Linked DNA regions of Homo sapiens: region 1 is linked to region 2. Evidence: chromatin loops called from intact Hi-C (ENCODE). Cell type or tissue: HepG2. All regions are shown on one strand. Each heading gives the region's core, and the rest is flanking DNA. Links, peaks and the distances in the headings are about the cores only. Region 1 has its middle 12 kb from the start of FOXL1. Region 2 has its middle 130 kb from the start of LINC02188.

Evidence for each region. Hi-C counts contacts between places; a loop is a spot of excess contacts. Peaks named below come from ENCODE experiments on the same cell type or tissue, not always from the same donor. Only the 100,000 strongest peaks of a DNase experiment are listed, where the experiment ranks them.
Region 1: it touches region 2 in a loop (2.8-fold over the local background); 3 of 110 quality-filtered maps call a loop at or near these places.

The regions. Positions count from the first base shown.
Region 1 is chr16:86,586,750-86,595,211 of GRCh38, reverse strand. No RefSeq gene overlaps it. Among named protein-coding and RNA genes, the nearest start is that of FOXL1, 12 kb to the right of the region's middle. In HepG2, for the core only: no CTCF peak of the experiment used is centred there; a DNase peak (open chromatin) is centred at 4,531; H3K27me3 peaks cover 2,475 bases.
Region 2 is chr16:86,847,821-86,864,365 of GRCh38, reverse strand. No RefSeq gene overlaps it. Among named protein-coding and RNA genes, the nearest start is that of LINC02188, 130 kb to the right of the region's middle. RefSeq lists an enhancer at 13,504-14,004. In HepG2, for the core only: no CTCF peak of the experiment used is centred there; a DNase peak (open chromatin) is centred at 5,625; H3K27me3 peaks cover 270 bases.

The DNA.
Region 1 (8,462 bases), core at 463-8,462, 270 kb after region 2:
TGCTACATCAAGATCACAAACCTATTACATGTTTAAACCCAAAGAGGGGTCCCGGGCCCTTTGAAGCCAAGGTAAATACAACTGCTTAACAGCTTCTTTTAACTCTCCAATGGGAACCGAGTTGTTTAAATGGATTCACGTTTGCTGGCAATCTCTTTTTGCAACATGGTATTTGTTAGAAATCAGGATTTTACTTAACTAAATGTCTTGCGGTTGCCTCCACTTTGTTTCTTAACGGGGTTCTCTTTATGTGAGTTTTCTTTGGCTTCTCAGTAGAAGAATAACAGATTCCTTTTGAAGTTTTTTATTGATGAATGAGCCGCTATAAATAACCCTTCATGGCAGCCGCCCGATCTCTGAAGTTTACTCTGGAATAATAGTAGCAGTGGGAATGCAGGGCAATTTACAGCAGCGTGTCATGAAATAGTTTAATGGGCTTCATACTGTTTAACTTAATCTTTACAGATGTAAAAACAGAAATACAATTATTTTAACAACTATTATTACATATTGCTTTGCTAATGAAAACAAAGGCTTGGGAAGCACTCAGAGACACTGATTCAAGAACTCAGAGGATAGCTTTAAAATGGAGAGGAGGGGAGGGTGCCGGGAGGCTGGCAGGGATCTCCCTCCATTTGAGGATAGACTGAGTCAAAGGTAGAGGTTCTAAATCCCCCCAAAAGCCTCTTTCTGCCCCCTAGTTTTGCCACACACAGACACGCAGACACAGACACACACACACACACACACAGACACACCGCATCATAATCATGTACCCATGCAGAGCACAGCATCTCTGGCCTGACTTCAAGCTCAGCTCTGTGACATAAATGAGGAGCCCCATGGAGAATTTCTGTTGCCGGGAAAGACAGCCACTTGCTCTTAATGGAGCTCGAAGGACTTTTGCTGTTTCTCCCAGTCCGCGGTGGCCACCTCCCCTCCTTGTTCCTATCCCATTCCCCAACCCCCTTCATCACAACTCCAGCTCCCCGAGGGCATCCTTCTCACCAAAGGGGAAGGGGACACAACTCTCTGGAAATCCTATAAATCCGGAGTTTGAATCTGCAGTTTGAAAGTTTTCCCTGTCCCTCCGAGAAGTTGTGGAGATAAAAAACCAAGCCCCTGGGTCTTGTCCATGGTGGTGTAAATACTGCCCTGCTCTTTTATTCTTCAGGGTGGTCCTCCAGAGTTGAGAATTCCCATCCAATTAGCATTTTCATATGAGGTAAGCTGAAACCCGCTGCACCCCAGACTGGGCACTGGGAACCCCCCGTCGGCCCTGACTGTAAGATTTTGTATCTTGGGGAAGTTCATTTCCCCCCGCTGCCCTTCAGTGAGGTTCTCTCCAGTAAAACCAGGAGGTTGCCTGAATTCTAAACCGCTTGAGGAATGACAGACTTGGGCAAAGAGAAGCCAAAACTTTTGCTATGAAAGCTCAGCTGGGAGCCGGTGGCTTAGATTGACAGTGAGCAACAGACTCACCCGTGCAGCTACAGCAGCCTGGGGCCACTGAAGCCCCCACACTTCATTAGGGTGGATGTGGGCAGCCCCTTCTGAAAGCCAGTGCACAAAGGAACAACATAAAATTTCACCACTGCCAGGGGGAAGAAGAGCCAGGCTGGGTCGCAATATCCCATTAATTCTACTGTTGTTTATGAATCAGATCAGCCCTCCCACCCACTCCTCTCCAGAGCTGAGTGAGTAAAGGGGTGGGGGCGCCCCTGCACGGAAGGAGCCTTCAGAAGCAGGAAGGAAACGTGGAGAGGAAGAGGGCACCTTCACAAGATTTCACGTCCGTTCCACAAGCTTTTATTGTCTATTATGCTCCAAGCACTTGGTTGTAATGAGCTGGGGACTTTCACTCCAGCAAGAGAGTCAGCAGTAAGGGAAAAATTCATCCTTTAGCAAGTAGTTTTGGGGCACCCACTGTGTGACAGACACTAGGCTAGACGCTGTAGAAAAAAATGGGAGCAGCAAATAGAATAAACCTCTGCCTCCACAGAGCTTATGAGTAGCGGGGAGAGACAGATGCAAAACATATTCATGAGCAAATAATTACCTTATTGCCACTGTGACAAGTCCATAAAGAGCTGCAGAATTCTATAACAGCGCATGAAAGGCAATCCAAGGGAGACAGAAGCCTCACTGTCCCATGCAGGGACCACTGGACGTGCATCTTGGGCACATGACCTGCGGCCAGTCTAAGCCAAGATGTGCTGAGCACAAACAATGAACAGGATTTTGAAGACTTAAACCAAAAAAAGTAAAGTAGCCATTATTTATTCAATTAAATTACGATGAAATGGTAGAATTTTGTTGTTTGTTTGTTTGAGATGGAGTCTCACTCTGTCATCCAGGCTGGAGTGCAGTGGCGCAATCTTGGCTCACTGCAACCTCCACCTCCTGGATTCAAGCAATTCTCCTCTCTCAGCCTCCTGAGTAGCTGGGACTCCAGGCAACCGCCACCACGCCGGGCTAATTTTTGTATTTTTAGTAGAGACGGGGTTTCACCATATTGGTCAGGCTTGTCTCGAACGCCTGACCTTAGGTGATCCACCCACCGTGGCCTCCCAAAGTGCTGGGATTACAGGCGTGAGCCACCATGCCCGGCCAATAGTATTTTGGATATGTAGGGTTAAATAAAACATATTACTAAAATTTGTTCACTTGTTTCTTATTACTTTTTTTAATGTGGCAACTAAACATTGTTAAGTTACTCTTTTTTTGGTTCACTAGTCTAGAAGGTCATAAAAGGCAGCCCTGCTTAAGAGGTATTCTATGCCCTTTAGCTTCAAAATCCCAGAGCTCTGTGAACTTCTCACAGGGAGATGAGAACATAATAGAAACATGACTTATACCATTACTCCATTCTTCAGAGTCAAGACCTCACAAAGAGGGATCATACAAGGTTTCTCAAACCTCAGCACTGTTAACATTTTGAATCAGATAAGTTTCTGCTGTGAGGAGTGTCCTGTGCTTTGTAGGGTGACAGTGTCATCCCTCTGTCAGTCATGACAACCAAAACTGTCTTTAGACATTGCCAACTGCCCTCAATTGAGGACCACTGTACTAGACCTCTGCTGGATTCTATAAGATTAATGGCTCCCACCCATAAATGTGCACAAAGATCACCAGGTAAGTGTGCACCAACCTCAAGCCAAATACATCAGAATCTCTGCGGGCCGGGTCCACGTATCACATTTTGCTAAGTTCCCTAGATGGTTGTGATGTGCCATGCAGACCAAGGACTTCTGTGTAGGATGCTGTTTGCTAAGAGGGTGTTTCCTTGCCTGTCTCTTTCACTTTATGAGGTGAGCCCGCAAGCACTGGCCGTGTATTCCTAATACTTTCATGCCCGGTTAGATGATACCGAAAAGTGGCTAAGAACTTTAAAGATAGGTGCACCTACCCGGTATGATACTTTGCCAAGGACTGGCTTTTCCACCTGGAGAAACTATCAGTAGAACACCACTAGTAAAGTAGACACAATAGTACTCACCCTCTAGGTTTGCTTGAAAATTAAAGAGAACATGCATATAAAGACCTCAGCACAGAGCTTGACACATGACCATCGTCATCACCACCATCACCATCACCACCCTCTCATCACCATCATTATCATCACCACCACCATCATCATCATTATCATCACCACCATCACCATTATTATCACCACCATTATCATCCTCTATCATCATCATCAGCTTCATCATCACCTATCATCATCATCACTATTATCATTATCATCACCATCATCACCTTCGGCAGCATCACCATTACCATCATCTCATCACCGTCATTATCATCCCTATCCTCATCACCATCATCATCATCATCATCTTCGGCATCAGCATCCTCATCATCACCATCATCATCCCATTATTGACTGTCTTCCCTACTGAAAGCCCTATGTGGGCAAAGGCCTGTGTGTCATTCACAGATGTATCCTCCATACTCATTTGGGTTCCTGGCATCTGGTCATCATTCAGTAAGAATAAACTACATTGTTTTTCACATCTTGGGTGTAGCGATGTTCAATACAAGTTTTGCTTCATCTCCTCACTCAACAACTATACATTGAGCACCTGGCAGAGAACATGCCCTGGTCATGTGCTGGGGATAAAAAGAGGAAGAAGCTCCAGTCCCTGCTCAGCTCCTCCTGGAGGAAATAAATGTACAAGTGGCTTCTACTAATCCTTTAGGATTGGGTTAGAAACCCTTCTCCATAGTGTGACTATGGAGTAATTCTCCATAGGGTGAGTAACCATCCCAGCTTACCCAGGACAAAAGGGTTTCCTGGGACCCAGGCTTTCAATAATAACTTGGGAAAGTCCCCGGCAAACTGGGATGAGTTTGTTGCTCTACTTCTTTGGCTCCTAAGCTTAGGGGCAAGGAGCCCTCATGCCATAGAAGGCTGCTTCAAACAATGGGAGGTGCGGAGTACAGTGGTTAAAGGCATTGCTCCAAAGCCAGTGAGTCTGAATCCAGACTCCAGCCTGCCACTTACTAGCTACGTGAACTTGGGCAAATGACTAAGCTCTTTAAACCTCTGTTACCTCATCCATCTGTAAATAAGGGAAAACAATAGTTCTTAACTGAAAGGGAAAAGTAAATGAGTTAATACTGTGTACATGTGAAGTGCTTACGACAATCCAAGTGGAGGCCAAGTAATCAGAAAATATTAAAATTACTATTAGCCCCTCATATATCTTATCATTCTTATCGGCCTTAGTTTTACTTCAAACTCTCCTTCATTTACACAGAAAGTGTTTATATTAAGGGATGCACACTTATAGAATATTTGCAAAACTTACAAAACAGATTTGAGGCTGAGCTTCCAGGGGCGACTCCCTGCACTATACTGCAGAAATGAGCACCAAGGAAACTGCTGCCTCTTCTAGGATCAGAAGCCTTCAAATCACACAGAAAGGGGCTGCCACAGCTGTTGGCTCCAGAACCACCTCCATGGTCCACAGCAGCAAAGCCAGCACACCATGCCCTCTCCTTTGCTCACCTGCCTCCCTGAGAAATCCAGGGTTCGCCCCTGCATGTCTCGGTGGTTGACTCCAGATGGCTAGCACACAGAGACAAGCAGGGCTTTCTTCCTGTTTTATGTTGGGAAGGTAGGATTTGAAGTACGTGAACCTATCAGAAACTGAAGAGTGTTTAAAAGATTTTGAGTAACCATAAATGTCCAAATTGCCTTAGATGGCTGGCGCATGTCAATTTGCTTCTCTAGTTTTTCCCACCAGAATATGAGCCCTTGAAGGTCAGGACCTGGGTCTGGTTCATTGACATATTCCTAAGGCATATCACAGCCTGGCAGTTAATGGCAATCACTATTTGTTAGATGAGAAATGATAAACTATGCTGATTACAAAGACCACTAGGTACAAGGCATGTTCTTCATCATGGAAAAATGTAAGCCACCCTCTTCCTCTATGGATATTCCTAAAGGCATGCACTTCCTTTACACGGCACTGAAATGTGTTTTAACATTTGTGAAACTCTAGTATGGGCAGCGTAGAAGATGGTGTGAAGGACAGCAAGGGTTCTAGAAGAAATTGACCTCAATTTTTGACTCAGCCTCTTCCTGTGTGCTACTCATGAAGTCCCACACCCCAGCCTCAGTTTCTTATCTGTCTAATGGAGAGACTCTAGCCAACCTCCTGGAGTTGTTGAAATGATTAAATGATATGATATAGGGCAAAGATTGTGTGCTCAATCTTTCTCCCAAGAGCGTGGACAAAGAGATGAGGGTACAGGGCTTGTGTAATACCAAACAGTTGGGCTGTTTCTTTCAGCCCTGAACCCACTTTTTTGTTCCTTCATGCCAAGTGGTTTTTCTGAATAATCTGGGCACTTGATGTCAAGCCTTCCCTTAATGATGTCAAAACCACTGGTTCCCAAAATCTGTTACACTAGAATCATTTGGGAAGGTTTCTGAAATACCATTTGGGGTTGCCACACTGCTGCCAGCACCTTTAAAGCTGCTCCCCCTGCCACACACACACACACACACACACACACACACACACACAGAGTGATTTCAGTGCTTAGCCCAGATTGAGATTCACTGGTTTACACAGACAACAGAAGTCACAGTTCTAACCAACAGTTATTCCTGTAATTTCAGGAAGGATAAAAATCAACCTGAAAAAAGAAATAGATCCTGACAAGGCTTAGAGAGAGAAGCCAGCATGGTTCCCCCATGAGAATGATGGAGAGGACAGCAAAGTCACTGACTGGACCTGCCAACCAGGGGTCACTTGGCAGAAGTCTTTGTTCCCAATCCCTGGTGCCAGATGCTACAGCAGGAGGTCAGAATGAACCAGAGGGCTGGGAGTGCTGGACTCTCAATTGCAGGACTAATTCTGAAACTGACTAGCCATGTGCCTTAAGAAAAGCCACCTAACCCTCTCTGAGTGTCCCTGTGTTAGTGTGTATGTAAGTGGAGAAAATGGTAATGCCTACCTCACATGAAGGTGGTTAAAAAAGAATGAGAAAGTGGATATGAAAATTCTTGTACAAAATAAGTCTCTTTCACCTCCCCGTACATTTCTTTGCACCTTCCTGTGAATCTTCAATTATATCAAAATTAAAACTTTTAATAAATAAATATTTTTCACTCACCTGCCTCCATTACCAAGCTGTCAGCAATTAAAGTAAAAGAAGCATGACTTGCAGAGTTCTCTGTCCCCAGTAATCTGCATGTGCACTGCACAGGCAATGTTGAAATGCAACTTAGTGACAGTAATGATGACAATGGTGGCAAGGGCGGTGGTGATGATGATGAAGATAATAATGATGGTAATGGTGATGATGGTGGTGGTGGTGATGATTGTTATAATAATGGTGGCGGTGGTGATGATGATGATAGTGATGGTAATGATAATGGTGAAGATGATGATGATGGTGGTGATGATGATGGTGATGGTGGTGAGGGTGATGATGGTGATGATGATGATGGTGATGATGATGGTGGTGATAATGATCGTGATGGTGATGATTATGATGATGATGGTGGTGAGGATGGTGGTGATGATGGTGATGGTGGTGAGGGTGATGATGATGGTGATGATAATGATCGTGATGGTGATGATTATGATGATGATGGTGGTGAGGATGGTGGTGATGATGGTGGTGAGGGTGATGATGATGGTGATGATGATGGTGATGGTGGTGAGGGTGATGATGGTGATGATGATGATGATGATGATGGTGGTGGTGGTAATGATGATAATGATGTTAATAGTGATGGTGGTGGTGATGGTGATGATGGTGATGGTGATGATGATGGTGATAGTGATGGTGATGATGATGGTGGTGTTGATGGTGGAGGTGATGGTGATGATGATGATGGTGATGATGATGATGGTGATAGTGATGGTGAGGGTGATGATGGTGGTGGTGGTGGTGATGATAATGACGGTGATAATGATGGTGGTGATGATGGTGGTGGTGGTGATGGTGGTGGTGGTGATGATAGTGATGTTAATAGTGATGGTGGTGGTCATGATGGTGATGGTTATGATGATGATGGTGGCGATGATGATGGTGATAATGATGGTGGTGGTGGTGATGATGATAGTGATGACGGTGAGGGTGGTGATGGTGGTGGTGGTGATGGTGGTGGTGATGATAATGGTGATGGTGGTGATAATGGTGGTGGTGATGATAATGGTGATGGTGGTGATAATGGTGATGATGGTGATGATAATGGTGATGGTGGTGATAATGGTGATGATGGTGATGATAATGATGGTGGTGGTGGCGATAGTGATGATGATGATGATGGTGATGATTGTGGTGGTGGAGGTAATTGTCGTGGTGGAGGTAATTGTGGTAGCATTAATGAAATACAAACAACTTAGAGAAAGATGATATACCAAAAGTAACACCAAAATACATTGGAAATACCAAGCATACACTCTTGGAGGCAGGATTATTACAAGTAATTGTGGGGCTACAGGTTTGTTCCCTTTTTACCACCTTTCTGAATATTACACATTTCCTGTATGAACACATATAACTTCTACAGTGGTATTTTATTGAAAGACAAATCTACACAGAATAAAGAAAAAGGGTAGTTGAGGTCATAGAAAGATGCTGAGAGTCTACTCTGAACAAACAAAACTTGTATATAAATATGCATAGGTGAAAAGAGAGAAATGATAGCTAATGCTGAGTACGTCTTCTCTCTACCCCTACAAATGCACCCAGTGGCATATATACCTCACTGCAGGGGCTCTCAGCTCTGGTTGCAGAATCAATAGAATTGCCTGAGGATCTTATAAAAATACACCTGTCTGGTTTCACCAGAGGCCAAGTGAACCAGGGTCTGAGGTTAGGACACAGATGCTGGGCGAATCCAAAATTCCCAGGTCATCCTTGGTGCAGAGCAGGTGGGAACCACAGCCTCATGGGTTTCTTCTCATCACATTCGGATGCCGCAGTGAACA
Region 2 (16,545 bases), core at 841-8,840:
GAATTGCTTGAACCTGGGATGGGGAGATTGCAGTGAGCCGAGATCACGCCTTTGCACTCCAGACTGGGCTACAGAGTGAGAATGTCTCAAAAAACAAAACAAAACAAAACAACCTATCTGGCACTATGCTTATCGCCTGGGTGACTAAATAAAATAATCTGTACAACCAACCCCCCATGACACACAACTTAACTATGTAACACACCTGAACCTGTACCCCTGAACCTAAAAGTTAAGAAAGAAAAAAAAAGGCAACCTCAGGCAAATGTAAATGAAAATATCATTCTATAAGCCTGACAAAGACACTAGGCATCTGTATAAAGCTAACTGCCCAACGACTATTAAAGAATTGCTGAATTGGTTTAAAATATATATACATATGCCTGAGCGACTCTCCTTGGTCACTGTGATAAAGAGCACCCCTGTAGGGTGCAACCCAGGGCTCCAACTCCCTCCCCTGTAGGCTGCACCTGCGTGCTCCGCTCCGTCTGCTCTGGGTGCTCCCGCCCAGTCCTGGACATGCAGAGTCCTCCCCCAACACCTGCATGTGCTGTTCCCTCTGTCTGGAATGCTCTTCCTCTGCTGGTCACCTGGCCAGCTCCATCAGGGCTCAGTTTGCCTCTCCTGTCCATGGGAAGCCTTTGCTGAGCCCCGTCTACCCTGCCATCTGCCTCTTGCCCAGAGCACTGTGCAACTGCTCCCTTGTACCAGCCAGGACCAGCGAGGTTGGGCTGCAGTCAGAAATAAACCCTGAAACCTTAGGGACTTCATGCAACCCACATCTGCTTCTCACTCACATGGCATGTTCCAGAAAGCCCAGGTCCCTGTTCCACACCATTGTTAGGGACTCAGACTGAAGGAGGCACCACTCCTGGGCACAGCAGGGAGCAAAGAGTAGAGAGAACTCATTCCTGCCTCAACTGCCCAGGATCCAAAGTGGCCCGTGTCACTGTTGCTCACAGTCTGTTGTCCAGAGCTAATCACCCAGCTGCCTGCAAGAGAGGCAGGGAAGCATGAACTCCTTGTGTATCGTCAATAAAGTGGATATAAAGTGGAACGGTCTCAGCTGTACCCCACCACGGACTGTCCCATGTGACATTGTAGTTGCCTATTTACTTCTCTGCCCACCCCACACCCTAGACTGAAGTTCCTTACGTTCACAAATTTCAGGCTTCTCCTCCATTTGACTCTTAGCAGCTAGCACAGTGCCCTTCTTGAAGGCCCATGAAGTTTCAGGGAGAGCCTGTCACACGACCCGCCCGGCTGTAAAGCACCTCCAGGCTTCCACAGAGCCGACTCTACTGGTGCGGCACGGCTGTGACGGATCTTTCTTCATCCATCTCCTCCCTCTGCCAAGTCATCAGAAAATGCTGAGCACCTATGGAAAATCCTGAACATACTCCGCCTGTTCTGCCTGGTTTTCATTTTATGTTGTGCTGGGTTTTTTTGGTACAATAAACAAGGTGAAAGCAAGGAAGTAAACAATGTGGGGTTCGAGGGGGTTTCAACAAATGAGCGCCACCTCGCTGTGTTCTGTTTTGAGCACGTGCATCCCTGGTTTACACTGAGAGCTGGAAAATGGCGCTTGGATGGCAGCCAGGTTTCCAGGGTGAATAAACACCTCCAAAGGGACAAATGTTTTTCACAGACTGTGAGTGAAATGGAGACTCAAATATTTAAAAATAAATATATAAAAAAGAAGAAAGAAAAGAAAAGGCAAGGAGACCCTGCTGACCTTAGTTCCCAAATGAGCTAAAAACAAGTTTTTATAGTAATATTTTCTGCATCCAAAGAAACAAAACTTCTTATTTTCACTACTCCCAGAATGAGTATTTCTGTATGTCACTACTCCCAGAACGAGTGTTTTTAAAATGTCATTTTTGAGATTGAACAAAGGGCTTCACCCTTTAAGCCTCAAGTTAGTCATCAGTAAAATAGGAATACTGATAATTCCTCACTCCCTGGGTAATTATGAGAATGAAATGACTTGTTATACAAAGGACATAGATCAGGGCCAGCATGTGGTGAGTTTCATATAACTGTTAGTCATCGCTGTCTTCATCATCACCATCATCATAATCACTGTAATCACCACAATCACCATCATGATCATCATCACCATCACCACCATCATCACCATCACCACTGTCATTATCATCACCTTCATCTCCACCATGATCACCACCATCACCGCCACCACCAGCATCACCATCACGACCATTGTCATCATCACCACCACCATCATCGTTACCACCATTGTCATCATCACCATCACCATCATCACCATCACCACCATCACCATCATCACCACCACCATCATCACCGTCACCACTGTCATTATCATCACCTTCATCTCCACCATGATCACCACCATCACCACCACCACCAGCATCACCATCACGACCATTGTCATCATCACCACCATCATCGTTACCACCATTGTCATCATCACCATCACCATCATCACCATTGCCACCACCATTATCATCACCATCACCACCATCACCATCATCACCACCACCATCATCATCACCATCACCACTGTCATTATCATCACCTTCATCTCCACCATGATCACCACCATCATCTTCAGCATCACTGCCACCACCATCATCACCATCACCACCATTGTCATCATCACCACCACCATCATCATTACCACCATTGTCATCGTCACCATCACCATCATCATCATCATCACCATCGCCACCACCATTATCATCACCATCACCACCATCACCACCACCATCATCATTACCACCATTGTCATCATCACCATCACCATCATCACCATTGCCACCACCATTATCATCACCATCATCACCACCACCATCGTCATCACCATCACCACTGTCATTATCATCACCTTCATCTCCACCATGATCATCACCGTCATCTTCAGCATCACCGCCACCACCATCATCACCATCACCACCATTGTCATCATCACCACCACCGTCATCATCACCACCACCATCATCATTACCACCATTGTCATCATCACCATCACCATCATCATCATCATCACCATTGCCACCACCATTATCATCACCATCACCACCGTCACCATCATCACCACCACCATCATCACCATCATCACCACCACCATCGTCATTACCACCATTGTCATCATCACCATCATCACCATTGCCACCACCATTATCATCACCATCACCACCATCACCATCATCACCACCATCCTTATCATCACCATCATCACCATCATCACCATCACCACCATCACCATCATCACCACCATCCTTATCATCACCATCATCACCATCACCACCATCACCACCATCCTTATCATCATCATTACCACAATCATTATTATCACCACCACCATCATCACCATCATCACCACCACCACCACCATCATCATCACCATCATCACCATATTCAGAAACCTGGGAATCTGGTGTGATTAGAAATCACAGCAACCCAGCAAAGGGAAACTGGAAACCCAAAGTTGACTACAGGCTGAGTATGGAATTTCCTCTAGGCCTTAGTTTCCCCAACTGTAGAAATGGAGACAGAAAAACCTCGTGTCACTAGCTTAAGGGTGTTTGAGATATGGCCATGCAGTTACTATTTCCACGGCTGCAGACAGGAAGGTGTTAGAGCCATTATTGTTAATAGTTATGTTTATTTTGGAAAAGAGGGTCAAAGTGGGATGAGTTAATATATTTATAATCTGTATTTGTTCTCAATCTATTTATGGGCCCAGAAATGAAGGTGGTCTAGTTTTCTAAAATGCAAAACATTGATGATAAACAGAACCTCCAAACTGGGCAGTTTTCCATTACCCCTCGCCTTGGGTGAGTCTTTCCACCTACTTGGAATACCCCACCTCCCTGCTTCTTCTGACAGTTCCCACTCACCCTCCATGCTCAACACGGCCGCTTTTCACTTACCAAATAGTCCAAGAATCTAAAACACAATCATCCCATCATTGTCCCTTTACACCCAGCAGTCGGGGTGGGGGGATTAATTTTCACAAGGGATGGTTGGGTAAAGCAGGGCTGAAGTATTTAAAAGGAGCCCATACCTTTCTGCCTAGCAATTTAATCTTAAAATTTACATTTTAAAAACTAAGCATTTGTCCTGGAGAAATAATCATGGATTTGCATCAGGCACTGGCTCAAAGGATGATCACCCCAGCACTGTTTTGACAGCAGAATAATGGGAGACCATCAACATGTTCAGCTGAGGAGATGGCACGCTTGCATGCTGGAATACTAGGCAGCTATCAGAAATGTTTTTATGGGAAAAGAAAACACTTAGTAAAATAGAAAGATGCTATGATGTTTCAAGTGGAAAAAAGACAGGATTCAAAATAGCGACGGTGGCCTTACATCCTGTTGTCCCAGCAGGAGTATCTGACTCTTCCCCTCTCACTCTTCACACTCCCACTTAGGACCATGAAGTCCATGGTCACCTTCAAATTAGAATGCAGAGCAAGATCCCGTCTTCATGGAAAACATTGTCTGTACTTCTTCGTAGAAAAAGGGCCAGAAGAATGTGCTCCAGACGTTGGTGGTGGTTGCCGCTGGGAGCGGAGTTAGGAGCAGAGCTCCCAGATGGCCCATTTGGCTCCAAATAGCACTGCTTCCTGCCGGGTTTTTCCTGGTGTAATTAATCAATTAATCACAGTGTCTTCTGTCACTTCCAAAGTGTCCCAATTTGGCTAATAAATTACTTGGTCACCATAATTTTGAGAGATTCTTATGGTGCTTTTGCTCATCTCTATTTTGTGAGCGTTTGCCATCAAGAGAATAAAACCAGAAAAGTGTGGAATGCATCAGCCAAAGCACCACCTTCCTCAGAAAGAGTTCCCCGATCCTCCTGCATGAGACAGTCAAGGCTGAGTCCCCAGTGTCACTTCTTACCTGACACATGGCAGGTGAACGTTAAATGATGGTATTCACCAGAAAGTTGGAAAGCCTACCTCTAGGGCCAGGTGTGGTGGCTTATGCCTGTAATCCTAGCAATTTGGGAGGCCTAGGCAAGCGGGTCACTTGAGCCCAGGAGTTTGAGATCAGTCTGGGCAACATAGCAAACTGCCTCTCTGTCTCTACTAAAAACACAAAAAATTAGCCGGCTGTGGTGGCATGCTCCTGTATTCCCAGCTACTCGAGAGGCTGAGCTGGGAGAATCACCTGAGGCCGGGAGTTTGAGGCTACAGTGAGGTGAGATGGTGCCGCTGCACTCCAGCCTGGGCAACTGGAGTGAGACCCTGTATCGGAAAAAAAAAAAAAAAAAAGAAAAGAAAAAAGAAAAGCCCAAAGCCCACCCCTAGCCACATGGATGACGCTGTCCTGCTAGCAACGGGAAGAAATTAAAACACTCCTCATGCAGACATAGAAAACATGCCTCCTCCAAGGAAGCCATTCCACCGGATGATGGGCAAGGCCGCCCACTCCCTTTGTGGGTGATATTTTCCTGGCTCCGTTTAGCTGGTGTTTGCACCCAATGAGGACCCTCCATGTGGGAGAGGAAGAAATTGACCCAGGAACCAAGCCTGAGGCAGAAGCACCGAGTGTCCACCTTTGTACTGTGCAGAGCTGCAATGCACGCCTGTCTGTTTTTCCAGGGATTTTTTTCCATCCACCTTTGAACTACCTTGAAACAATAAAGTGTTCTCTTTTGACAGGCTGGCCTAATGGGAAGGTTGACCTGATTTCCACTCTCCTACCGAAAAGTGACAATGCAGCCGCTGGGCTAAGGAGGGACGTTGTGTGACCAGTTTAGAGGCAGGAGTTCACGCGGCTGCAGTGAGGAGGGACGTTGTGTGATGAGTTCAGAGGCAGGAGTTCACGCGGCTGCAGTGACCCTCTGCAAAAGGAAGCAACTGGACATTTCCTCTACACGTTGTCTCTTTTGAAAAGTTCCAAGTGAGGAATATTTGTACTTGATTGTTTTTCTTTCCTTGCATGCCAGCAAAAACTTACTCACTTTAAGAGAAACGGAGAAAAAGCCTGGGTTATTAAATTTTAGCGGACAATCACGTTCAAGCCAAGAAAAGTGCCTGCTGATTTCCCCAGGCAGGGCTACCTCTGCCCAGCACCCATAACCACCCCAGATCAAGAGCCTGAGCACAGTTTTGGGACACAGATTTCAGGTCAAGTTGGCTCTCATGCCTACAACCCTTATAATACTCCCTGTTACTTAGGCAGGGGATCTCTGTCTGGTTTTACCTGGAAATCACTTGGAATACTCATAAAAATACTGAGCCTGGGCCTCGCAGGCCAACCTGAACCTCCAGGTGTATGTGTATGTGTGTGCGTATGTGTGTGGTGTGTTGTGTGTGTATGTGGTGTTTATGTGTGTGTGGTTTGTGGTGTGTGTATGTGTGTGGTATGTGATGTGTGGGTGGTGTGTGTTTATGTGTGTGTGATGTGTGTATGGTGTATGTGTGATATGTGTGGTGTGTATGTGTGTGTGTGTGATGTGTGTGTATGTGTGTGTGATTTGTGTGTAGTGTGTGATGTGTGTATGTGATGTGTGTGATGTGTGTGATGTGTGTGGTATGTGTCCATGTGTGTTTATGTGTGTGTGTGATTTGTGTGTATGTGATGTATGAACGTGATATGTGTTTGGTGTGTGTGTGTGTGTGCATGTGTGCTTTGATTCTTCAAAAAATTCTTCGAGTGACTCTAATATGCTTTTATTGTTATTTTTTTTAAGGTCACCAAGTGACTCTAACATGCAGCCAGGCTAGTATCACAGCTGCGGGCCTCAGTCCATTTGCAGGTGGCTTCTTGCTGCCAGCACCAGTGGCCCCATCCCATGGGTGTCTCTGGCTGAGGGAGCACGCTCAACCCACGCAGGGGCAGAAAGAGTTGCTGTAGGGTGGATGGCCCAGGAATAGCCTCCGCCAGCTTGGGTTGAAGGATCAATACCCCAGCTCCCTCACCGCTCATGCAGACCACCTGAGGGGTGCTCCCCACTGTCTCCAGGAAGCCTCTGATGGGTCCGAGTCCAGGTGTCCCTAGGGAAGCCTGACTGTCAGCACTCCCCACCGTGGCTTCCTTCCCTTCCCTGTCACACGTCCTCACGCTGCTACTAAGCTTCTTGGGATCCACCCAAATAAACTCCTGGCACTCAGTGCTCGTCTTGGGTTTGCGGACAGTCCCTAGAAGAAAACTCGACAGTTTCCAGTGAGCCTGCAGCACTGCACAATCTGGCCGCAGGGTGTCCCCTCCTGGGTCCCCTCCCCTTGGCCACCCGAGCTTCCTATGTCTGCCTTAAGTGTCCAGTTTCATCTGTGCCTCTGGATGCAGTGCTCATCCAGACCATTCCTGTCCTTCCCCTCCCTTTAACTGTCTAAATCCTACACATCCTCAGACCCCAAGTAATACCCCTCTGTAGGGCAGCCTTCCGCAGTCCCCCGCCCATCCCTTTGGTTTCTCAGCATTGGAGCATCTGCCCAGACTTTCTTCCCTTGATGCCACCATTTCTGTCTGTCTCCACAGACACCATCTGTGTCCAATCCAGCTCACCGTTCTCCTGTTCTAACATACTTCACCTGCTCCCGGCCTGGCACTGGGGTGCTCAACCCTGGCAGCCCATGGGCATCCCTGGCAGCCCTTGAAAAAACATTGACCCCCTCAGTCCTGCCTCCAGATTCTGCTTTCTGGGGGTGCAGCCTGGATTGCTGGATTTCTAGTGCATAGCCTAGGCTGAGAAACCAGTGCTAGAGTCTCACCTCACTGACCTCCAACCACTCAAGCTCCTCTCTGATCTGTGGGCATGGCCAGTAGAGCCCACCTTGGGCCTCCGCACACACTGCTGCCTCTCCCCAGAATGCTGTTCTTGTCTCTTCCATGGGGATGGCGATCCTTCATTTTTCCCTTCAGTTTTAACTCCATCGTGAATTTTTGAGAAGAGCCTTCTCTGATCACCCCAGCAGTGCTCTGTTTCATCAAGCACTGGCCACAATCTCACAGTCTTGTCTGTTGATTTTCTGTCTTTCCCACCTGGAAGGTGAGTTCCAGGAGGGCAGGGATGGATGTCACTCACCATTGTGGCCTCATTTCCTGAATGAATGAATGAATGAATGAATGAATGAATGGTAAATTATGGTTTATAGTGCTCCTGCTCTTAAAGGCACCCTGCCAGTTGCTTTGCAGGAGACCAGGCTGGTGGTCTCCACTCTTCTGTTTTTGTGATTCCAATACTCAATTCCAAGTCTCATCTAAAACCATCTTTTCTCTCCTGAACGGAATCCACGCCACCAGGCTCAAACCTGCCTCCTTCAGCAAGCCTCCCCAGGACCCTCCTCACACGTTCCCTGATGACACATTCAGGCACACACATTTATTGCGCACCAGCTGAATGCCAGCCACAGCGCTTAGGTGGGGATTCAGCTGTGAACAGCATCATCGGGGAGCAAGCCAGACCTGTGGTGCAGAACCACAGAGGCAAGGAGCCACAGCACCAGAGATTGGCAGGGACCATCCCTCCCATCACCCATCTCCTGATCTAGATGGAGTTGGGCTGCTGAGTGGTACCTGAAGCATCCTAGTGCTCCTGTTCTCAAACCATTTTCATGTATGTGTGTTTTATTTGTTTTGTTTTGTTTTTTGTTTTTGTTTTTGTCTTTTTTTTTTTGAGACAGAGTCTCACTCTGTCACCCAGGCTAGAGTGCAGTGGCGCGATCTCAGCTCACTGCAACCACTGCCTCCCAGGTTCAAGCAATTCTCCTGCCTCAGCCTTCCGAGTAGCTGGGATTACAGAGGCCTGCCACTGTGCCTGGCTAAGTTTTGTATTTTCAGAGAGACGGGGTTTCGCCGTCTGGCCAGGTTAGTCTCGAACTCCTGACTTTGTGATCCGCCCGCCTCAGCCTTCCAAAGTGCTGGGATTACAGGCCTGAGCCACAGTGTCTGGCCATTTTCTTGTTTAAGATGAACTTTTGCTGCCTCTGTCTGCCTGGTGTTTGCACCCAATGCAAGCTCTCCATGTGGGAGAGGAAGAAATTAACTGAGGAACCAAGCCGGAGACAGAAGCACCAAGTCTGCACCTTTGTACCCTGCAGGGTTGTGATAAACTCCTGCCTGTTTTCCAAGGATTTTTTTCTACTCACCTTTGAACTACCTTAAAAAAATACAGTGCCCTCTTTTGACAGGCTGGCCTAATAGGAAGGTTGTCTTCCTTCTTTTTGGAACTCCTACAGAATTTCTCCCAGGCCACAAAGCTACAATGTGGGACTTTCCTTACTTAAAACGTGACTGCCGTTTTCATAGTCAACAATTCCATCCAGCACAAAGGCAAGAGAAACTCATGAGTCATGGCCATCTTTAAAGGGAAACGAAAAAACAGGTGGAAAGTAAATATTTAGAAAGGAAAGGAATAGTTCTCATTCTCATAAAAATGAGGGAGGAAAATGCCATATTGTATATTTCTTCTTATGTTCATAATCCTTTTAACCAAGGGTGCTGACAAGGAGCATTTGTATAGAAATCTTAGATGCTCTGAAGTCAATGCTTACTGCCTGTCAGAGAGACGCTTCGTCTGACCTAATACATCACACACTCTCACACTCATACACTTTTACAAATACTCACATATTCACACACATGCACATACTCTCACATATTCGCACACACACATTCTCACACCCCCACAAAGCTCACACACTTACGCACTCACCAAGCCTATGTCATCCCCCCTGTTTTTTCAGTCTCTAAAAAGCTGCATATACCAAAATGAGCAAAATATGTGAGCTATGAAATCCACCTTGTTGAAAGGCTAGGTTTTATTGGTCAGCTGGTAAATGAAAGCACATGGTGGAGAAGTGCTACGTTCAGGAACACGCTGCGACTATATTACTCCCGGCTTTATTGGTTCATCTCTAATCGGAACCAGCTGGTCATAAAGAATAGAGTTCATGGGAATCCACCCTCTGTTGAAAGCCAGGCCAGGGTGGATGCTGGAAGCTGATGAGCACAATGAAAACAGCTGTAATTGACTTGTGAGGTCAGGCTCTGGGTAAAACTGGGGGACAGAGGTGACGCTACAGCTGGTGCATAAAATGCTGGGCTCCTGGTTACCCATAATTGTGTAAAGAGGAGCTGAAGAGAAAAGCGTCCAAGTCTTAGGAAGCTCCTCCCAGAAGAGTCTGCTGCTGCCGGCCTGCACCCGGCAGCTTCAGAACCACAGAATCACTCTGGGCTGCTTGTTGACATGAGTCACAGTAATTATAAGGATGACACCCGTGATCCTGATGATGATGGTGATGATTACAGTGATGATGAAGATGAAGATGATAATGATGGTGAGGAAGATGATGATGGCGGTGGTGGTGATTAGCATAATGGCAGCAGTCAGAAACTCCAAACAGGCTCCATGAAGCACCAGGAAAATTTCTGTAGCAAAGCCTTGCAACTTTTTTCTTCTTCTTCTTCTGTTTTTGTTTGTTTGTTTGTTTGTTTGTGTGTTTTGAGGCAGGGCCTCGCTCTCTCTTCCAGGCTAGAGTGCAGAGGTGCCATCATAGCTCACTGCTGCCTTGACCTCTTTGGCTCGAGCAATCCTCCTGCCTCAGGCTCTGGTGTGTATCACCATGTCTAGCTAATTAAAAAAAATTTTTTTGAGCAGACAGGGTCTCACTATGTTGCCCAGGCTGGTCTCAAACTCCTGGGCTCAAGTGATTCTCTCGCCTCAGCCTCCCAACATTTATGTTGGGATTACAGGCGTGAGCCACTGAGCCTGGCCAAAGCCTTGCAGCTTTAATGCTGCGGGAGTTGTAACCTTGACAACAAAATTGAACAATTTTCATTTTTCCTTTGTGATTTATCTATTTTAAACACTTTTGCCCCCCTAAACAAGGAAACTGGCCTCTGAATTCTAGAAATGGAACATATACATTTGCCACCCCCATGCCTCTTCCTGTCTCTAATCAGTCCAGTGGGTCCACCCTTTGGAAAATCGTGATGTGTTAGGAGGGCCTGCAGGACATTTTTAGTGCCTGACAACATCCTACCTCTTCCTCTCCCTATAGGATTGTGTGATATGCACCTTGTTCAATACTTAACATTTCAGTTAATTTTTTAAGTTTATTTTTTATTTTTTGAGATGGAGTCTCGCTCTGTCACCAGGCTGGAATGCAGTGGCGCGATCTTGGCTCACTGCAACCTCTGCCTCCTGGGTTCAAGCGATTCTCCTGCCTCAACGTCCCAAGTAGCTGGGACTACAGGTGCGTGCCACCATGACCAGGTAATTTTTGTATTTTTAATAGAGACGGGGTTTCACCATGTTGGCCAGGATGGTCTCGATCTGTTGACCTCGTGATCTGCCCGCCTCGGCCTCCCAAAGTGCTGGGATTATAGGTGTGAGCTTTTACACAAAGATTTTTGAAATAATTTTGCAAATATTGTGAGCTCTGGGGGTGGGTTAGAGTTGGGACCTCCATCTACACTCTGGCTACGCTTCCTTTCTCCAGGCCCAGGTCAGGCAAGTCTCAAGCACACAGTCTGAAGGCAGCTTCACATTTCTTCTGAACACAGGCTGTCATCCCAGTGCTGGAAGTCAGTGAGATCAAGCTCATCTGCGATTCTTGGAGATGCTGAAGCCAAAACAATGCCAAGCTTCTATCTTCCAACTTCATCCCTTCACTTCCACTGGCCCCACAGTGAAAGTACCAAGCTAATGCGCATGGATCAAGTTCCTTCCTCCCCTGGAAACATTAGCTGCCTGAGGGCAGGGGCTTTCACTGTCTCATTCTGTGACACATCACTAGCCTGACTCAACCCATGTTGGTGTTAGCAGTCTGTATCCTGCTCACTAAATCTATTTGGGGAAATTACTGTCCACAACCATCCAATGGCCTTGCTTCTCCTTGGCAGTGATGATGATGTTGGTGATGGTGATGACGATAGTGATGGTGATGGTGTTGATGGTGATGGTGATGGTGATGGTGATGATGGTTATGATGATGATGGTGATGACGGTAATGATGATGGTGATGATGTTGATGATGGTGATGGTGATGATGGTGATGGTGATGTTGGTGATGATGGTGATGTGATAGTGATGGTGACAGTGATGATGGTGATGGTGATGATGATGGTGATGGTGATGGTGGTGATGATGGTGATGGTGATAGTGATGGTGACAGTGATGATGTTGATGGTGGTGATCATGGTGGTGATGATGGTGATGGTGGTGATGATGGTGATAGTGATAGTGATGGTGACAGTGATGGTGGTGATGATGGTGATGGTGATAGTGATGGTGACAGTGATGGTGGTGATGATGGTGATGGTGATGATGGTGATGATGGTGATGGTGATGATGATGGTGATGGTGATAGTGATGGTGACAGTGATGATGGTTATGGTGGTGATGATGGTGGTGATGATGATGGTGATGATGACGATGTTGGCAGTAATGATGATGATAATGGTGATAAGTTTTTTCTTTTTTATTACCATGACCATTACTAGAACTAATGAAGTAAGTTAATCTGTAGTCACAAGGGTTTGCGAACATTTCCAGCAGCAAGACCACTTCTTTTCTATATGTCCTCACCCTAAATTGTGGAAGATGTTATAAAGAAGCTCATTGTCTGTCTCTGATCAGTTTGGGTCCAGGAAGGAAATGCCCTGAGGCAGATGGAAAGAGAAGTCCGTGTGTCCTGGAACGGAGGCTTAGCTGAGGGGGTCAGTGAGAGAGGCCAGCACTTGGAAGCTAAGGAGCACCCCCTGCCCAGCCACTTGGGGTCGGCTCCTCCTTCCCCACACATGGCACACACACCTGCCAGCTGGCCTTTGCTTTGCCAGCCTTTGTCCTGAAATGCCCTTTGTCCTTTCCGCCAAATCATCCTGCAGGTTGAAACTAGGTCCAAGTGCATCGAGCTGTCACCAGGTGCCTAGAACTGTCCCATTTCATCCTCTCAATAACTCTATGACATAGGGAAGGTAGGCACATGACCTCCATTTCACAGATGAGGAAAGTGAGGTTTCCAGAAGGGAATTCATTTGTCCAAAGTCACCCTGCTAATATTCAGTAGACCCCACAGTCCCCTCTCCCCATGCGCTTTTTGAGGCACCTTTAGGTTTCTTGGAACCGAGTTCAAAAACCACTGACCTTGTTTCTCTCTTATGGGCTTTTCCAGCCTGTGATGTGGTTATTTTTACAACTTTGGTCCTCTCTTTTGGTCCTGAGATGGTAAGACGTGGATGAAATTCAACACACCCTGTACCCAATAGGGCTCACCAGTGGCTTTGAAGGCAAAATGTTTTCTTTCGTAAATCTAGAATTTAGAAAATAAATTCTTCTTCCCCACAGGCAGATGCTGACCCACCCACTAAGGCTGAGGCCAAAGAAAATTCTCCGATGACAAGGCTCTGCAGGTGCCATACGGAGCGAGTGCTTTTCAGGCAGTTGGCGGAGCCCAAAGCAAGCTTCCCCCAGAGCATCCGAAGGGGCCACTTGGCTGCGGTCGCCATCGCGAGAACAACAGGAAACTGAGCAGGGGCTGCTGTCGTCCTGGGCAGGACAGCTCTCCATTTCCCTTCAGGCCTGGCATTGTTTTGCTGATGGAAGAAAAGTGGAATGGGGCGTGATCACACTGCCGGCTCAGCAGCTGGAAAGCTCATGTGTTTGCTTAAATGTGCACAAGTTGAGGTCCCTCTGTGCTGCTGATCCCCACCCCCTCTCACCACAGGGTGTTTTCTGATCACCAAATGTATGTTGGTTAGAAGACTTGGCAGTTCTCTGGCCCCAGAGGTAGAGCTAGAAGTTGACGCAGAGTCTCAAGTGGCAACTCTGTTGTCTATGCTGTCTGTTGGTGATGATGGGCCGGGCGTCCCAGGAGGAAGATGACTTTCCAAGGTCCCTTTCTGAGGCGGGATGGCGCAGGGGAGACACTGGCAAGGAGAATGAGGGTTGGGGGAGCTCCAGGGCTCCTCTGCTCCTGAGTGTCAGTGGAGGGTGGACATTGACCAGACCAAAGAGTCTTTGAAACAGGGTCATGGGCAACCATAACTGCATTCCAAGAGGCCCAAAAGACGGAAGGCCCAGGAGACCCCCAAGAATGAGTGTGTGATGAGCAGCCAGGCCCTAATCACCCAAGTCCTGGCTTTGAGAGGGGAGGGGTTGGGCACATAGTATTTATCAGCATTGTCATTAGATTAGAGCACTAGTTATCCAGTCTCCATAAGGTTAACAATCTCTGGGGAGCTTTCTATAAAATGCTACCTCCCCCCCCGCAACTCCAAGGTTCCACGCCAGTCCATCTGGAAAGGGGTTTGGGAATCTGCATTTTAACAACATCCTGTGTGTTTCTGGTGTGGCGGTGAGTGGGTCACACTCTGAGAGACAAGGTCTTAGAGCAGCGGTTCTCAAACTCCAGCACCCTGAGGCCCCCTGCAGAGCACGTTCACCCCCAGATGGCTAGACCCTTGTTAGTGTCTCTGATTCAGCAGGTCTAGGGTGGGGCTCCAGAACCTGCGTCTCCAACAGGGTGTCAGGGGAGGCTTTGCTGCTCTTCCCAGCACCTCCTTTAAGAATGACTCTTCTTTCTTGGAAAAAAAATATCAGTTTGGTCATGTCAACGTCTCAAAGTCAGGGGAAACAGGCCTTTACCATTTTCTATCCCCCAGCCCAGCAGACTCATCTCTGGCTGATTATGTTTGCCTTGAGAGTTTTTAAAAAGTTCTGTTGATGTTTTCATCTGGGTGAGGTGCCAGCTACATTTCTAAAAGCCACCCTCCCCCAGGGGATGCTAAGGTGCAGCTGGAGCAGAGAATTCCTGTCCCACTGTGCCTGACACAGTGCAGGCAGCCAAGTTTAGTTTTTATATCAGTATTTTTTGAGTGCCCACTGCAGGCTTTCATTGATATTTATTGAATGCCTACTGTCTTCCCAGTACCTGCAAGAGGCAGTGGAGGTGGGAGAAAAAGGGACCTGCCCAGTCCTCAAGCAGTTCACAGCCCACTGGGATGACAGGTGTGCAAGGCATCCAGGTAGGAGCTCCAGGTGAAAAATGGCAGGTGCCCTAGGACCACAAAGCAGAGAGAAATGATTCAGCTGAAGGTGAGGCAGGGTGTGAAAGGTTCCAGGAGAAGGGAAAATCTGAGCCTGTTTCAAAGGACGGCTCAGGAAAAGGCAGGCTGGGATGGCTCAATTTCAGGCTGCTGGGACAGCCACACAGCGACAGCATCCTGAAACATCACAGAGCATTCCACGAACTCTGGGCAGGCTGGGGTCACTGGAGCATGAAGCATGAGGCAGGAGTGATGGAGGATGAGGAAGGAGATGAGAGCTCATCAGGAGCATGCATGTTTAGATGTAAACTGCCTTCGGAGCATCAGTTATGATTCATTTGCCCTGATGGAGAGATGGAGGTTCAGTGACGCATAGCAAGCCATCAGCCTTGGTGCAGCCGCATGGGGACCCGATCGTTGCCCCTCCCAGGCAGGGAAGCACAGCCCATTGAGGCTGTTTCTATAAAAAGCACGACTCTTAACTCCTTGCTAGGAGCTTTTGGTGCTAGGATTCCTGTTGGAATCCCAGTGCCCTTCTCCTAGGAATGAATGGGAAGAGTTGGGGAGCAGACTGCTTGCCAGGAGAGCTGGTCTGTGGTCCTGTTCTCTGGTCTCTGGTCCTGTTCCAGCCGTTCATTCACTGGGTCATCTTAGATGAGTCTCTTCTCATTGCTGCCTATAAAGTGAAATTGGGCAGAAAATCTGAAGACCACTGTAGATTGTTCCATTTTAGGAAGGTGTCTCCTGGTGCATCAACGCATGAATGGAAGCAGTGCTGGGAGAGGGAAGCTGCAGACCCCCCAGGCTTCCTTTATGTGCCAGGCCTCCCTTTACATGCTCTTGCCAGCTTGGCAAAATTCCCTTCCTGCCGTGTCCTTGGACAAGCCCTAAACACCAGGTAGCAAAGTGCAGGCAACGTCCCTCAGCGTGAGCCCCGTCCTCGGCTCCACAGCTTCCAGCCAGGATAGATCCCCAGGTCACAGGCCCTTGAACAGAAATCAGTCTATTCAGAAACATTTTGGAAATTAAGACCAGGCCCTGGCTCCTCGGGGAGGAGTGAGAAGCCCGTGGGGTCTGCGGCCTCTTTCTCACGAGCTGCCTCCATTCACAAACTAATGTGCCAAGAGATAACTTGCTAAAGCGGAACGGCCTAGAGTTCCACTAGAGATCCCACGGTGGTCTTCAGATCTTCTGCCTAATTTTGCTGGAACTCCAGATTCAGAGGCAGGCAGGACTGGACATGGAATCCTGGACTCCCAGCTGCACTCTGGTGAGAAGATGCTGGGGCTTCATCCCTGAGCTTCCCCTCCCTTGTGTGCAGATCCTATGCCCACACAGCTACCCCGTGCCTCACACCCATTGATGGCTTCACACTGTTCTTAGGACGAAAGCCAGGTGTTGATTCAGCACTCCATACACAGTGGTGGCTGCCATTGGGATTCTTTGGAGAGCGGCCCCAGGCATCTCCCTCAACCTCACTGGCCCTCAGTCTTCTGTGCTAGGAGGCAAGGAAGACTTGGTTCCTGCGTATTCCTCCAGGTAACTGGGATAAACACAT